Linked DNA regions of Homo sapiens: all the other regions are linked to region 1. Evidence: chromatin contacts called from ENCODE Hi-C or POLR2A ChIA-PET data. All regions are on one chromosome and are shown on one strand. The core of a region is the stretch at or near the end of the contact, and the rest is flanking DNA. Distances in the headings are between cores, read along the strand shown.

Evidence for each region. A loop is a pair of places that touch in the nucleus more often than their neighbours do. ChIA-PET counts read pairs that join two places held with the same protein, here RNA polymerase II (POLR2A). Pooled maps may share reads with other maps.
Region 2: a loop to region 1 is called in a pooled map, with 3 times the contacts of the local background. The contact joins two enhancer-like sites. A Hi-C loop is called at or near these places in 2 of 50 pooled maps. POLR2A ChIA-PET finds 5 or more read pairs at or near these places in 3 of 52 experiments (K562, MCF 10A and activated naive CD4-positive, alpha-beta T cell).
Region 3: a loop to region 1 is called in a map of naive thymus-derived CD4-positive, alpha-beta T cell, with 4 times the contacts of the local background. The contact joins two enhancer-like sites. A Hi-C loop is called at or near these places in 18 of 168 maps with a recorded cell type or tissue (A673, CD14-positive monocyte, CD4-positive, alpha-beta T cell and 12 more), 11 of 37 single-sample maps with no recorded cell type and 17 of 50 pooled maps. POLR2A ChIA-PET finds 5 or more read pairs at or near these places in 9 of 52 experiments (BJ, CD4-positive, alpha-beta T cell, H1 and 4 more).
Region 4: a pooled map shows a loop between it and region 1 (6-fold over the local background). The contact joins two enhancer-like sites. A Hi-C loop is called at or near these places in 8 of 50 pooled maps. POLR2A ChIA-PET finds 5 or more read pairs at or near these places in 6 of 52 experiments (CD4-positive, alpha-beta memory T cell, HEK293, HEK293T and 3 more).
Region 5: a loop to region 1 is called in a pooled map, with 5 times the contacts of the local background. The contact joins the promoter of ADISSP here to the enhancer-like site in region 1. A Hi-C loop is called at or near these places in 6 of 50 pooled maps. POLR2A ChIA-PET finds 5 or more read pairs at or near these places in 9 of 52 experiments (A549, GM12878, H1 and 6 more).

What each region holds. Positions count from the first base shown.
Region 1 is chr20:3,905,967-3,908,885 of GRCh38, reverse strand. PANK2 (pantothenate kinase 2) reads right to left here. Exons shown (of 7, transcript NM_001386393.1): 2 at 608-960. Among named protein-coding and RNA genes, the nearest start is that of MIR103A2, 10 kb to the left of the region's middle. RefSeq lists enhancers at 2,069-2,148, 2,870-2,919. Within about 2 kb of position 1,250, at least 9 of the 41 ENCODE cell types and tissues checked have a DNase peak (open chromatin) inside an H3K27ac peak, as active enhancers do; they include CD4-positive, alpha-beta T cell and GM12878, where a contact is called at or near this core.
Region 2 is chr20:4,111,316-4,114,234 of GRCh38, reverse strand. No RefSeq gene overlaps it. Among named protein-coding and RNA genes, the nearest start is that of SMOX, 36 kb to the left of the region's middle. Within about 2 kb of position 1,499, at least 5 of the 41 ENCODE cell types and tissues checked have a DNase peak (open chromatin) inside an H3K27ac peak, as active enhancers do.
Region 3 is chr20:4,081,475-4,084,393 of GRCh38, reverse strand. No RefSeq gene overlaps it. Among named protein-coding and RNA genes, the nearest start is that of SMOX, 66 kb to the left of the region's middle. RefSeq lists enhancers at 1,043-1,542, 1,543-2,044, 1,958-2,157 and a cis regulatory region at 976-1,673. Within about 2 kb of position 1,498, at least 24 of the 41 ENCODE cell types and tissues checked have a DNase peak (open chromatin) inside an H3K27ac peak, as active enhancers do; they include CD4-positive, alpha-beta T cell, where a contact is called at or near this core.
Region 4 is chr20:4,036,794-4,039,712 of GRCh38, reverse strand. No RefSeq gene overlaps it. Among named protein-coding and RNA genes, the nearest start is that of RNF24, 23 kb to the right of the region's middle. RefSeq lists an enhancer at 1,720-1,769. Within about 2 kb of position 1,497, at least 14 of the 41 ENCODE cell types and tissues checked have a DNase peak (open chromatin) inside an H3K27ac peak, as active enhancers do.
Region 5 is chr20:3,766,240-3,769,158 of GRCh38, reverse strand. It overlaps ADISSP (adipose secreted signaling protein), which reads left to right and starts at 1,406. Exons shown (of 6, transcript NM_001258429.2): 1 at 1,406-1,496. RefSeq lists enhancers at 72-121, 783-1,369, 1,497-2,261 and a silencer at 1,272-1,511.

The sequences.
Region 1 (2,919 bases), core at 1-2,500:
CAATGAAAGCAAGATAGAGCGCCTGGCAGCATTCCCCAGGGGCCAGACATGGTGGCGAGACTCCAGTTAAGTGTGCAGCACAGAACACATCAGAAAGCATTCTGGGAGAGGAGGGCTCTGCAGTCACCCATCTCAGACCAGCCCTGAGCCTGAAAACACCACTTTTGACCAGAGTTCCTTATTTTTTTCAGTTAGTGAACATGCCAGCAAACAACTGAGGGAGACAAGAGAAATTATGTGGTAGACAAGACTGAAAACAATTTTATGACATGAAATGATTTTAATTATATTTCAATCTCATTGTTCATGATCTAATGATGTTCCTTTTAGGTAGTTTCTTCCTCAACGTATAGCAGATGCCCTAATTTTTCATACTAAAGGAGCAATAAAATGCTACCCTTTTAGTGGTTCTGATTGTCGTCCATACATCTGAACTAGACAACCACCTCTAGATGGCCAACTCCTATCACTAGCGTACCTTTAATCTTCATTTGACTCAAGAAAATTCAAGTTCCATTAGAGATGGAAATTATTTCACCACTTGCTACTGGCATTATTTTTAACAATCAAATTACCATAAATTGTATATAAGCTAAAAAATGCATACTGTGAGAAAATCCTGCTCAAATTTGTACGCTCCACCTCCAGTGGCACAAAAGACAGTGTGGAGACTCGAGAAGTTTTTATCTCTGCCCATTTGAATAAAAGCAGGCATGTCATGAGTGGGAAAGCGTATAAAGTGCAGATTGCCTTTGCGTCCACACAGAGTCAGGTCCTTCAGCTCGAGGTGCACGTCCCGAATGCCTGTAGACCCATAAGCCACATTGGAGGTCAGGTACTTCCGAATGCTTTTAAGACTTTCCACTTCTTCCTCTTCTTCTTCAGCAGTGATGTCTTTGGGTTCAAAATATACCAGCTTGACCAGAGTTCCACCGATATCCAGTCCAAACCATGGAAAAACTAAATGGGGAAGAAAAATAAGTCAGAACAGCTTTTTTCTGAAAATTAAATTTACCCTTACCACAGTAGCAACTTATTTCAAACGCTAGGGTTTCCAAAGAACATAATTCTAGGCAAAAGGGTTTTGGGGCAAAGAAATGTGATTCTGTCTTGATTTAGATGCATAACTTAAAAAAAAAATACTACGGCAAAGACGAAAAAGAAAAATATCAAAGTATTGAGCCAACCCAACCATTCTGTCAGACAAGCGCAAACCGCACTATGAAGTGTTTTAAAAATAACAAGATGACTACTCGTAAGCCTCAACTGTGAAAAACAAAGATTCAGAATGAAAATCTCTCTTTCCTATCGGCTTAAAAAAAAACATTGAGACTTCAGAGTTCTGGTTTAGCAGCAAACTAGAAACAGGAAATTCCCAAACCTATGTAACATATAACCTCCAATGGTCAATTTATCTTTCAAAATCTGATATTCCAAAAATAAAAGGTTTCAATAGACATTAACACCGGTTCCCAAAATGTCCTTTAGGCCAAGCGCAGTGGCTCACACCTGTAATTTCAACACTTTGGGAGGCCAAGGTGGGTGGATCACCTGAGGTCAGAAGTTTGAGACCAGCCTGACCAATATGGTAAAACCCCATCTCTACTAAAACAAAAATTAGCCAGGCATGGTGACGTGCACCTGTAGTACCAGCTACTCAGGAAATCTAAACCAGAACTGCTTCAACCTGGGAGGTGGAGACTGCAGTGAGCTGAGATCACACCACTGCACTCCAGCCTGGGCGACAGAGTGAGGCTCTGTCTCAAAAAAAAAAAAAAAAAAAAAAGGCAGGGCTGGGCACGGTGGCTCACGCCTGTAATCCCAACACTTGGGGAGGCTAAGGCAGGTGAATCACAAGGTCAAGAGACCAAGATCATCCTGGCCAACATGGTGAAACTATCTCTACTAAAAATACAGAAATCAGCTGGCTGTGGTGGCGTGCGCTTGTAGTCCCAGCTACTCCGGAGGCTGAGGCAGGAGAATCGCTTGAACCCATGAGGCAGAAGCTGCAGTGAGCCAAGATCGCACCACTGCACTCTAGCCTGGCGACAGAGTGACACTCCGTCTCAAAGAAAAAAAAGGCCTGAAGAGATTGGATCAAAGTGGACTGCACAGACATATGGAAGGTCCCAATTTAATGAGGGCTCAAAGTAATGATTTTTCAAATTTACAATGGTGCAATAAGCATTCAGTAGAAACTCTACTTCAAGTATTTATTGTTTTTTTTATTTTTAGTACAGTATTCAATAAATTACAAGATATTCGACATTTTATTGTAAAATAATTATCTTTTATATTATTCATTATTAAATCATCTAGCTTTATGCTAGAAGATTTTGCCCAACTGTAGGCTAATATAAGGGTTCTAAGCACATTTAAGGTAGGTTTGGCTAAGCTATGATGTTCAATAGGCTGGGTATATTAAATGCATTTTGACTTACAGTATTTTCTTTTTCTCTTTTTTGAGGTAAGGTCTCACTGTCACCCAGGCTAGAATGCAACGCCACAATCTCAGCTCACTGCAACCTCTGCCTCCTGGGCTCAAGTAATCCTCCTATCTCAGCCTCCTGAGCAGCTGGGACTAAAGGTGCATGCCACCACACCCACCTAATTTTTGTATTTTTTGTAGAAACAGGGTTTCCCCATGTTGCCAGGCTGGTCTTGAACTCCTGGGCTCAAGCAGTCCACCCAGGTCAGCCTCCCAAAGTGCTGGGATTACAAGTGTGAACCACTGCGCCCAGCCTGATTTACAGTATTTTGAACTTCTGATGGGTTTATGGAATGTAGCATAAACATCGTAAGTCAAAAAGCATCTGTACATGCTTCCCCTCCCAATCTAAATCGTAGAAATTACTAAAGATGTGGGTTTAGGCCGGGCACGGTGGCTCACACCTGTAATCCCAGCACTTTGGGAGGATG
Region 2 (2,919 bases), core at 250-2,749, 210 kb before region 1:
AAACACACTTCCACATCCATCTGCACACACACAGACACACACACTTCCACATCCATCTGCACACACACAGACACACACACTTCCACATCCATCTACACACACACAAACACACAAACACACTTCCACATCCATCTGCACACACTCAGACACACAAACACATACAAACAAGCAAACACACCCCAACACCCAACATACAGCCACACACACAAACACACAGTCACACAAACACACTCGCCAAACTTTCTGTTACCCCTCAGAAATTAACTGGGAAAGTAACTGGCATCTTGCCTTTCTCTTTGATAATTGAGAACAAAAAGTAAATATTTTTCCCTTCTCCCTTCTCAGGAAGGGCAGTCAGAGGAAGAAAGCAGTTGACAAGTTTTTTGTATCTCTTAGGCTACCATGAAACATGTCCCTGTGAGGTCTGGGCCAAGGGGTGGAAGTGTTGATTCTTTGATACAAAGAGGAGAATGACCCAATCACAGCTGATGGCCACCAGGACCTGCAAACCAGATGACAGTCAGAGGCTCTCCTGGTTGACTTTAAAACCAGCCTGCAGAGGAGGATAATCAAGCAATCAAGCACGCTTATTTTAATTTTGCAAAGCCAAGTGACTTTTTTTTTCACCAGGGTGTTGTACGGTAACTCACACCTGTGGTCCCAAAAACAGCTAGGCGTTTGGAAGAAGCAGTGACTTGAGCATTTAAAGTCTAGCTCTGGCCTAATTCACAGAGGGGCTAGAAAGTAATTCACATTGGAGTGTCCCTCTCTGGTCCACTGGACAAAGAGACCAGCCTGGTATACCCCCATGCCCATCAGGCACTGGCCATGGCCCGTGGAAGGCAGATTTAGTGCAGGGAGAAGGAACAGCTGGAAGCCGTTAGCAGCAAATACTCATTCGCTGCTGCTGGGGAACAGCCCATCTGCAGCCAAAGGAGATCCAGGCAGTGCCAGATCATCCTCTATGTGCACCTTTTGAACCAGCAAAAGCTCCAAGCAGGTGGTTCGCACACTTGAGTGAGAATCAGAATCACCCGGCAGACTTCTTAAACCACACATTGCTGGGGGCACCCCGAGAGTTTCTGATTCAGCAGGTATAGAATGCGGCCCGAAAATTTGCATTTCTAACCAGTTCCCAAGTAATTGCTGGTTCTGTTGGTCTGGAGCTCACATTTTGAAAACCACAGCTCTAAGCATATGGGACCGGTAATTTCCACCAATTAAAGGCTGAGTTATGAGCACAGATGGGAATTTCCTGATAAAATCATTGTTAAAATGATGTGCTGAAGCCTCCTGTACACTGATTTGAGGCAGAGATAGGGCCCAAAGAAATAAAGAACTGGCTTAAGCAAAAAGGGAATTCATTGGTTCATAAAACTTAAAGGCTCCAAGGCAGCAGCTTCAGGAATGGTTCGATCGAGGCTCAAATAATGTCTCTCCATCTCCCAGCCTTGCCTCTTTCAGGTTGGCTCCTGTCCCAGATTTGAAAGGGTGGCGCAGCTCCAGACCTCACTTCCTCTCTGCAGGTCCAGCAAGAAACAGCCTTTTCTAGGTTAGTCAAGTTCCAGAATTAGTTTTGGGTAAGCCTAACTGGCTGATTGGCTTAGGTGGAGGTCACAGGTGCCTCCCGTGAGCAAGCCAGGAATGGAGAAGAAGGCTTAGCTGCCACAGCATTGGGCTCTGACCCTGGCTGGGAGCCAGAGACTTCCCCAAATGAAGAAGAGAGCAGCAGGAAAGCCCTGGCTACACACCCTGGAGCAATTGGTTATCAGACTCTGAAAGCCAGATTTGAGTCAGCCATGTTCCTGACCTCCATACCACACCAACGGCTCCCAGGAAATGGTACTAACATTCAGCCCCATTCACAGCTAAAGTAGGGCAGAAAGGCATGGCTATTTGTGAGAAGCCCAAGGCCCCGAGAGCTGAAGGGACATGTCCATTGACACAACTCATTAAAAGCAGTCCCAGATTTGAGCCCAAGCCTCCTGACCAATGCCCTGGGTGGTGCTCCAGGAAGACTATCACAAGCAGGGAGGGGCCTCACTCCTAGCAGCAGGTCAGTGGAGCAAAGTTTCAGGGACTCTCATCCCAGCCAGGGTTCTTCCTTTTGCAAAGAAAGGAACACTGCGTGAAGTGGCTTCAGCAAAAAGAGAATTCACTGGTTCATAAAACTTAAAGGCGCCAAGGCAGCAGCTTCAGGAATGGTTCAATCAAGGCTCAAATGATGTCTCCCCATCTCCCAGCCTTGCCTCTTTCAGGTTGGCTCCTGTCTTAGATTTAAAAGGGTGGCACAGCTTCAGACCTCACTTCCTCTCTGCAGGTCCAGCAAGAAACAGCCTCTTCTAGGTTAGTCAAGTTCCAGAATCAGCTTTGGGTAAGCCTGACTGGCTGACTGGCTTAGGCAGAGGTCACAGGTGCCTCCCCTGAGTAGGGAAGGAGGACAAGCTCCCTAAGGGAAAATCTGCTGCCAGGAAAAGATAGAGGGAAGGTTGACCAGCAGAGCCAGCGGATGTCCCCCTCAGAGAATGCTGCCTACTTGTCGGCTTGCCTGGTTGCCTGGTTATCTAGTTGTTTGGTTGCCTGTCGTCTGGTTATCTGGTTGCCTAGTTGTCTAATTGTATACTTGTCTGGTTACCTAGTTACCTGGTCACCGGGGGCCTGTGTGGGGATGAGCCTCTCTGGCTGACTGTCTTACCTCCATCAAGCCCCGAAGCTGAAGGAGAAAAAGACACAATGTGTAGGCCCCTGGTGCCCAATTCCCTGAGGATGGAGTACCCGGTGGGTGTGTTTGGGGGGCCTGGGGGAGGGTCCCCACTTCTTCTGTGGTGTTCTCCAAGGAGATTGGGAGTGGGCTCTGGCCTGAGTTCCTGGACATCTGGTCCCTGACCTGGCTGTCCCAAGGGATTGAGGGCTACAAAG
Region 3 (2,919 bases), core at 249-2,748, 180 kb before region 1:
TCTTGATCCTGTTCTCTCCTCTCCACCCCATAGCCACTGCACTGGCCAGGCCACCATCTTTGCTCACCCACACAATTGCCATGTCACAGTTGATCCCCAGATTCCTGTTCTGAAGATACTACTGTCAAGCCCCTGTGCATGGTGTCCTTCAGGCTCATTCGCTTCACCTGAGGGCCCAACCAGGCAAGCTCTCTCCCTGCTGCCTCCTGCCATCCCTACTTACCCCTCTGGACCTCTGCTCCTCTCCTGGCACCTGTACTTCCTGCAGCTCCTCTCTAAAATTTACCAAAATACTCTATCTCCACTTTCACCCTCCCAGGAAGCTCTCCCCAACCAGGCCATTCAAGTAATTCCTTCCTCTATAGCATCTTATTCTTCACTATCCAAGCTTACCTGGGGCAAAGTCCTGTGTTCCCGCAAAACTGTGAGCTCCTGAAGTCAGAGTCAGTCTTTGTCTCCTCTTTGGCCTCAACTAGTGCCTGGTCCCCATGAAGGACCTAGAAGATACCTGCTGCATGGCAGATAGAGCTAAAGGCATCAGTGGCATGGTTAAATCAACCTATGACACCTCAACTCTCAGAAATATGGAGTAGATGTGTTTTTTCCTATTCTTTCCAGTAAATATGGCTAAAAACCCTAGATACTGCCTATAAAACAAGCATCTGAAAGCAGAGAGAAGAAGGCAAACCAGCTAGGGACTTTGGGGCCTAGGGAATGACACAGCAATGAGTTCTCTGGGTTTATCTTTTTGGCTCATATATCCCAGACAGTGTGCAAAGAAGCCAGCATTCTGGAAACAACAATGGGAATAGATGCCCCACAAAAGCCCAAGAAAATCCTGCTCTGCTTGCCAAAGGACCAAGATGGAGTGGCCTAGCAAAACAGAAAACTTTTAGACAATGATCGTTCTGTGCCAGCCAAATACCATAGGAAAAAATGTAAGACCCCACCCCCACCCGCACCATCAAAGGCTGAGTGGGGAGCCTCGGCTTCATGGCTAGGCTCAGGCTGGACTTCACGGCTTCAGGCTATCATGAGGTTTCAATCTCCTTCCCCCTGGCCAGGCTAGTGTCAGAAAAAGCTGGGTGGGAAGCCAGGACTTTTATCCCGCTGGGCAGCAATGAGGTCTCCCTTCCCAGGGGTGTCAGTGGAGACCACATGGGAAGCCTGGACTTTCATTCCCAGCTGGTGGTAACGGAGCACCCCTCCTCCTCTCCCCCGCCCTCCTCCTCTCCCCCGCCCTCCTCCTCTCCCCCGCCCCCCTCCTCTCCCCCGCCCCCCTCCTCTCCCCCGCCCCCCTCCTCTCCCCCGCCCCCTCTCCAGTGGTCTCAGAGGAAGCCTGGTGGAGACTCAGGACTTTCGCAACTGCCAAACGGTAACAAGGCTATCCTGCTTCCCCACAGTATCAGTGGAGGTCACATGTGAAGCAGTGACAAGGGAACTCTGCCCCTCCCAGCCAGGGTGTTGTCGATGGAGACCTAGTAGGAAGCCTGAACCCTACCCACTGCCCAACAGTGATGAGGCGCTCCTTCCCTGACCCTGACTGTCAACAGAGGCAGAGTGGGGAACCTGGACCTTCACCTCACCTGACAGGAACAAAGTAGCAGCCCCTTTCCCTAGAGCAAGTCAGAGGAGGCCTCTGCTAAATCAGATTTAAAGAAGCTCCAAGGTCTCACAACAGAAACTCAAAATGTTGAGGTTTCCGTTGAAAATGACTCATCAAACCAAGAACCAAGAAAACCTCAAATTGAATTAGGAAAAATAATCAACAGACACCAGTGCCTAGGTGACATGGATATTAGAATTGTCTGACAAGAATTTCAAAGCAGCCATCATGAAAATGCTTCAATGAGCAACTACAAACCCTTGAAAAAAACACACAAAAATAGAAAGTCTCAGCAAAGGAACAGAAAGTCGTGGGTCTCAGCAAAGAAACAGGAGACATAAAAAAGAACCAAATGGAGGCCAGGCACAGTGGCTCATGCCTGTAATCCCAACACTTTGGGAGGCTGAGACGGGTGGATCATTTGAGGTCAGGGGCTCAAGACCAGCCTGGCCAACATGGTGGAAACCCCATCTCTACTAAAAATACAAAAATTAGCCAGGCGTGGGGGTGCCTGCCTCTAATCCCAGGTACTCAAGAGGCTGAGACAGAAGAATCCCTTAAACCCAGGAGGTGGAGCTTGCAGTGAGCCGAGATGTTTGCGCCACTGCACTCCAGCCTGGGCGACAGACCAAGACTCCTTCTCAAAAAAAAAAAAAGAACTAAATGGAAATTTTAGAACCAAAATATACATCAACAAAATTTAAAATTCAATGGATGGATTGAACAGCAAAATAGAGATGACAGCATAAAGAATTAGTGAACTTGAAAATAGAACAATAAGATTACCCAATCCAAGCAACAGAGAGAAAATAGTAGAGAAAAAAATGAACAGAACCCAAGAGACTTGTGAGGCTGTAACAAAAGATCTAACATTTGTGTCACTAGAGACCCAGGTGGAGAGGTGAAAGGATCTACATTTGAAAAAGTATTTGAAGAAATAATGGCTAAAAATGTCCCAAATTTGACAAAAGACATGAACCGACAGATTCAGGAAGCTAAGTGAAACTCAAACAGGATAAACCCCAAGAAGTTCAAATCAAAACATATCTTGGCCAAACTTCTAAAAACTAAAGCCAAAAAAAAAAAAAAAAGTCTTGAAAGCAGAGAGAAATGACGCATTGCCTACAGGAGAAAAATAATTGGAAAGACGTCAGATTTCTTATCAGAAACCCTAAAGTCCAGAAGAGAGTGGCACATTTCTTTTCTAGTGCTGAAAAGAAAAAAAGGAACTCTCAACCCAGAATTCTATATCCAGTAAAAAGATTATTCAAGAATGACGGGAATCCAGATGTTCTCAGATTAGGAGAACCAGG
Region 4 (2,919 bases), core at 248-2,747, 130 kb before region 1:
GGCGACAGAGCAAGACTCAGTCTCAAAAATAAATAAATAAATAATACATAAATAAATGGCAACATTATATATATCATTTGGTAGCATGCTTTTTTCACTCAACATCATGCTTTTAGAGTTATCTCTGATGATACTCATAAATCTTGTTTATTTTACCTGCTGTATTCCATTACGTGAATAGATCCAACTTCCTATAAGATGCACATTTCATTTATTTCCAGCTTTTGTTTTTTCAAATTATGCTGCAATGAACATTCCTTGTCTCCTCATGCACATGCAAAGTTTCTCTTGGGTATGTGACTGGAAGTGGAATTGCTGGGTCACAGGCCATGTGTGTCTTCCTCTCTATACAATATTAGCAAATTGCTTTCTAAAGTTTTATTCCAATCTATAGCAGGGTGTGAGATTATCTGCTACTCCACATCCTTGCTATAGTAGAGGATACTGGTGCCCCACACAGATCCCCTTAACAGGCTGGTCCACCCCTGGCCCAGCTGCTGCATGTGTCAGCTGCTAAGGGCTCCCAGAAATCCCCTTGCTGGAGAATCACGCTTGGTCATGGGAGTCCCCCGTCTTGTAACCCCTGCATGATTCCAGGCCCACAGTGGACCTCTATTTATCTGTTTTGAATGGGATCCAAAGGGTAGAAAGAAGAGAGGGAAGCAAGAGAAAGATGCCGCAGTCCCCCTCTTCTTGCCTGGAGCCTCCCAAGCTCCAAGGCAAAGGAAGACAAGGGGAGAGGAAGAGGAGGAAGGAAGAAATGAAGGAATGGCTCCAAGGAGGCGGACAGTAGGGAATATACATTTCAAAGCCTATCCCCTGGGCAGGTGGGCTGGAGAGTGGAAATGGGCAAGCCTCCCCGGGCAGGTGATATCGAAAACCCCGTGTCATCCCCTGCTGGGGAAAGCTGATTCTGCCTCCATCATCCTCTTGCTGACTTACTCCTTCATCTCCTTGCCTTTCTATGCCTGTGACACCTAATTCCCTGAGTCCATTCATTCACCTTGTTTGTTCACTGTATGCATCTCCAGAGAATGTTGTCCCATGCAAAGTAGCAGTTCATTGTTTATTGAGAGAATTAAATGATGAAATTCACTTGGTACCCACAGGATTTTTAATAGGAGACAAAAGGCTTTATAGAAGTTCCAAATTAATAATTTTTCCCCAAGTGTTACCAAACCCTCCATTTATACTCATTGCCCACAGGCACTTCCAATTATGAAACCATAGCCCATTTTCCATCACAAACCTAGTTTCTCTCTTTTTCCTCTCCCTGCTCACAGAGCCCTGCTCCCTCCTGTCGTTCTCTGCGATCCTAGTGCCCTGGGACAGGCTCCACCCGCCCTCTGGGCTGACTGCAGCTCCAGGCCGCACTCCCTTTCGGCTTCATGTGCACATTCTTGGCAGCCATTAAAACTCCTCTCTGAAACCACAGGCTCCACCCTCACCCTGCCTCTCTGCGGCCCTACCTCAGCCAAGGACTTCCTCAGAAGTAGACCCACCCCCCTGTCTTCTCCAAGCTGCTGTCACTGTCACCATCATCTCACTTCCTCTACCTCCTTCCCCCAGACACACACGCACATGCACACAAACACACACAGTCACGCATACACACACCACATGCTATGTAACCACTGAAATATGTCTTCCTCTGTATTTCTGCATTTTAGTTTATAGCCCCTTGTACCACCTTCCCCTTCTCACAGCACTGGCTTCCTCTGGGCAGATGTTGCCAACTCAGAGCCCCTTTTATTCTGAACCCTGGACCATGGGCATGTGGTGGACAGAATAATGATACCCTTCAAGATGCCCACATCCTAATCTCCAGAAGCTGTGAGTATATTACCTCACATGGCACAAGGGACTTTATGATGTGATGTGTTTAAGAATCTCAAGAGCCTGTAATACCAGCCAAGGCGGGCGGATCACTTGAGGTCAGTTCAAGACCAACCTGGGCAACATGGTGAAACCCAGTCTCCGCCAAAAAATACAAAAATTAGTCGGGCATTGTGGCACATGCCTGTAGTCCCCAGCTACTCGGGAGGATGAGGCAGGGGAATCACTTGAACCCGGGAGGCGGAGGTTGCAGTGAGCCGAGATCATGCCACTGCACTCCAGCCTGGGCGACAGAGCAAGACTCCATCTCAAAAAAAAAAAAAAAAAAAGGAGTGGGAAGGCCAGCACAGACAGAACCACCTTTGTGCTTTGGAGAATGCCCTCAGGCAAAGAGATGTAGTTTCTAGTTACAGAGCACACTGTAGTCATGAGTCCCACGTACTGAGGTGGGTACACGTTCAGTCAGCAGTGCCTCCCTCCAGAAAGGAGGCATCCCCCTACCCTTGGCCTCCATACCTTTCCTGCCCAGAGTGGAAAGATGATGGGCTCTGGGTTCTAATTCTGACACCTGAGTAGGAGTCTGTGGAACCCCATCTCAGTCTGGGTTTGTCTAGTGTTTTATCATGATGAGATTGATGTAAGAGATGATACTGTGCTCAACTCAAGGCATCACATCAGGGAGTACCTAATGTCAGTATCAATTATTACTAGTAATACTAACCTTGATCACTTGATTAGGGTGGTATTTACCGGATTTCTCCACTTTTATATTTTTTCCTTCTTAAAACGTTTTTAAAATTTATTTATTTTAAATTTTGTTTTATTCTTTATAACAATAGAGATGAAGTCTCACTCTATTGACCAGGCTGGTCTCAAACTCCTGATCTCAAGCAATCCTCCCATCTCAGCCTCCCCATGTGCTAGAATTACAGGCATAAGCCACTACACCCAGCCATTTTTTCCTTTATAATTAATAAAAATACTTTTAGCAACTATCAGTGAATCTTACTGCAACCATTATTACTATAGGTTTGCCTAATGGTGCTTTTCTATTTCCCTCATTTTTAAACCTAGTTTTAAATT
Region 5 (2,919 bases), core at 157-2,656, 140 kb after region 1:
AAGGACTTCTTTTAAAAAGCCCCATGTGAGCTAAACAAAATACACCTACGGGCCACTTTGGGCCCACCGTCTGCCAACTTTAGACTTTCAAGACAAGGTCTAAAGGTAGTGTGGTGGGAGTGGGTAGAGTGGGCAGGAGTGGATGGGCTGAGATCAGAATGTGAAAAGCTCTCAATGTAAGCGCTGTCTCTCAAACGCGAGGGCACATGAGTCACCCAAAGTGCTGCTGAAGTTTGTGAAGCGCTACTGGAGGCAGTCCCAGAGGGCTTTGGAGCAGGAGAGGGACGCGATGAAAACAAGAGCTCAGAAAGATTAATTTGCCAACAGTGTGCAGACTGGAGATCAGCAGACAGGTTATGGGCCACAGGGTGGCAGACTTGAGGGCTCCTTTAAGGCAGCGACCCCGGCCCTGCTGAAGGGAGGCTGGCCTTCGGCCGCCCAGGCCGTCTCTCTAGTTCCGTTGGAAGCAAGGCGCTGCGTGCTCCGGACGGCTTACTGAGGGCACTTTGGGGAATCCGTCCCCACGGGCGAAGTATAGGTGGGGTGTTCGCGAACCGGCGGGCGGAGAGCACCGGCAAGAACCCCCGCAGACCGGAGGGCCACGCCTCTCGCTCCTCGGCTCATTGCAGGCGCCCACATCCCACCCCGCGGTGCTGAGCGAGGCGCATCTCGCTGCCATGGCGACCGCCTCCATGGAGACCGGGAGCAGAGGCTGCGGTCCCCGGGGGCGCGTCACAGGCTCTCCCAGCCCCCAGCCCGCGTGCCTTCTTTGTTCTGATGCTTCTCCAGGCCGGGCCAGGCACCCGGGACGCGTCTCGGGCCCGCACGGGGGTTGCTTCTTTCGAGACAGGGGATGGGGTGGAAGGGGAAGAGGTCCAAACCCTGGGGTCGAAACAGGAGTGATGGAGGGTTCCTCAGCTCCTGAACGAGACCAACACGGCCCGTATCGATGGCCGAAGCCGGCGTGGAAGCCCAGGGAGAAAGGCCACCTTCGGGAGCTCCACCCAGCCCCGAGACGCGCCCGACAGCCCTCCCGAGAGCGAAGGGCCCAAGGGAGGTGCGTCCTAAGCAAGGTTCAAGGCTAGAGGCGCTATCCCCCAGGCGGAAGAAGGAGCGGGGGCGGGGCCTATCCGAGGCCCTCCTTCTCCCTCTTCGAGTGGTCGGTTCTGGCCCCTGGCCTAGTTGGGCCGCCTGCCCGTCTTCCTCGCGAGAGCTCGCCCGGCAGGCGCGGACTAGCAGGGCGCTGCCTCGGCGACCCTGGCACGTGACGTAGGCGGCCCTCGCCAGTTGGCCGTTCTTTGGAGCCCGCTCATTGGTCCGGAGCGTCCCTCGCCCCACCCTCCCAGATCAACCAATGGGCGGAGGCGGGGGCGTGCCGACGGGAGGGCGGCCGCGGCGCGGGGCTCCCTTCCTCGTGCTCGGCGTTGAGCTCCTGCAGCCGCCGCCGCTGCAGTGGTCGTCCCTGCCCTCCCCGGCCCCGGGGTGCACCCCGCAAGGTGAGGCCACCCCTCTGCTCCCTGCCTCCCGGTTCCTTCCCGTTCGCCGAGGTCCCCTCCCGGTCCCGGCCCTGTCCTGAGCAGTCAGTGCCTGGGACCCCAGCGGCCGTGATGGCAGGGCTGGGGTGGGGGGCTCCGCTGTCGGGGCCGGGCCTGGAGGACTCCCCAGCACCTGAACTAGAGTGATGTCAGGTTCCCGGGGCGCAGTGACCGTTAGCTGGTGCAGCTGGGGTGTTTTCCGCGAAGCGATTGTCCGGGGGCATGAGTGCGGTAGTGAGGGCGGGGGCGTAATGGGGTCAGCGCCCCCTCCTCCCCACGACCCTGTTCATTGCCGCTGCCTCGCTGCATGACCTTGGACCAGTAGCATCTCTGAGCCTCCGAGCCTCAGCACCCTCAGGAAGGAGGGCAGTGATGTCTGGGAGTGCGGGCTCCGGAGACTCCTGCGTCAGCCGAGGTGAGTGAAGGTGGGGAGTGCACAGGATTATCTCCGAGGGACAGAGCCGCCGCCTCGCAGCTCAGGATGGATTGGATGGGGGGGATGTCCGATTACATTTCCCCCCTCCCCCTGAGATGACAAGAATGGGGTGTGGCGGGGGTGCCACACCCACAGGGATGGCTGCCGGAGAGGATAAAGGGTCCTACACCTGGACCCTTGGGGCCTCGGGGGCTTGGGCTGCACCTCCCTCCCGGTGGTATGAAGGAGGAGGGACTGGATTTAGGTTCTGGACCCGTGTTTCCATTAGTAAGCAGGGACTGAGAAAGGGAAGTCTCCGCTTGCCTTTCTTCTTGAATCTTGGCACTGGAAAGTGGAGGTAGGGCATTTTTCTGCTCCGGGGAGTTGAAGAAAGTCGGGGCAGCACCCCATCCCTCTCCCATTCTGGTCTTTTGTGGAGGGAAAATGTAGCTGGATATCCCCCCACATTCTATCCATCCTGAGCTACGAGGCAGCAGCCCTGTCCCTGGGAGATAATCCTGTGTGCTCCCACCCTCACCTTGGCTGACCCCCTGGATCCAGCCTGGCCTCTGCTTCTTGGGACCTCTGGATCACAGGCCCAGGGCAGGGCCTAGGTGGGGCATGCTATCTGGAGGCTAAGCACCCACTAGCTGAGGGCAAAGTGGGGAGAATGCTGGGCAGAGGAGGGCAGCACTTGTTGGGGAGGCAGGAAGGTGTGGGTGGTGAGGGTCCCTTCTCCATATTCCCCCACCCCCACCCCCAGCACCTCACTGTTAGAAGGAGAGAGAACAGCCATACTTATCTTTGCACCTTTGGCCCACTGGAGGGAGAAGGAAATTAAATCACATTAAAGCTGAGTTGATGTGAAGCTGCCACAACTACTGACCTCCAGCCTTGCCTTTCCAGGCTTTGTTCTGAGTATGTGTGGCCTCTGCTGTGTCCAGTCCTGAGAGTCAGCGGGTCAGTGTG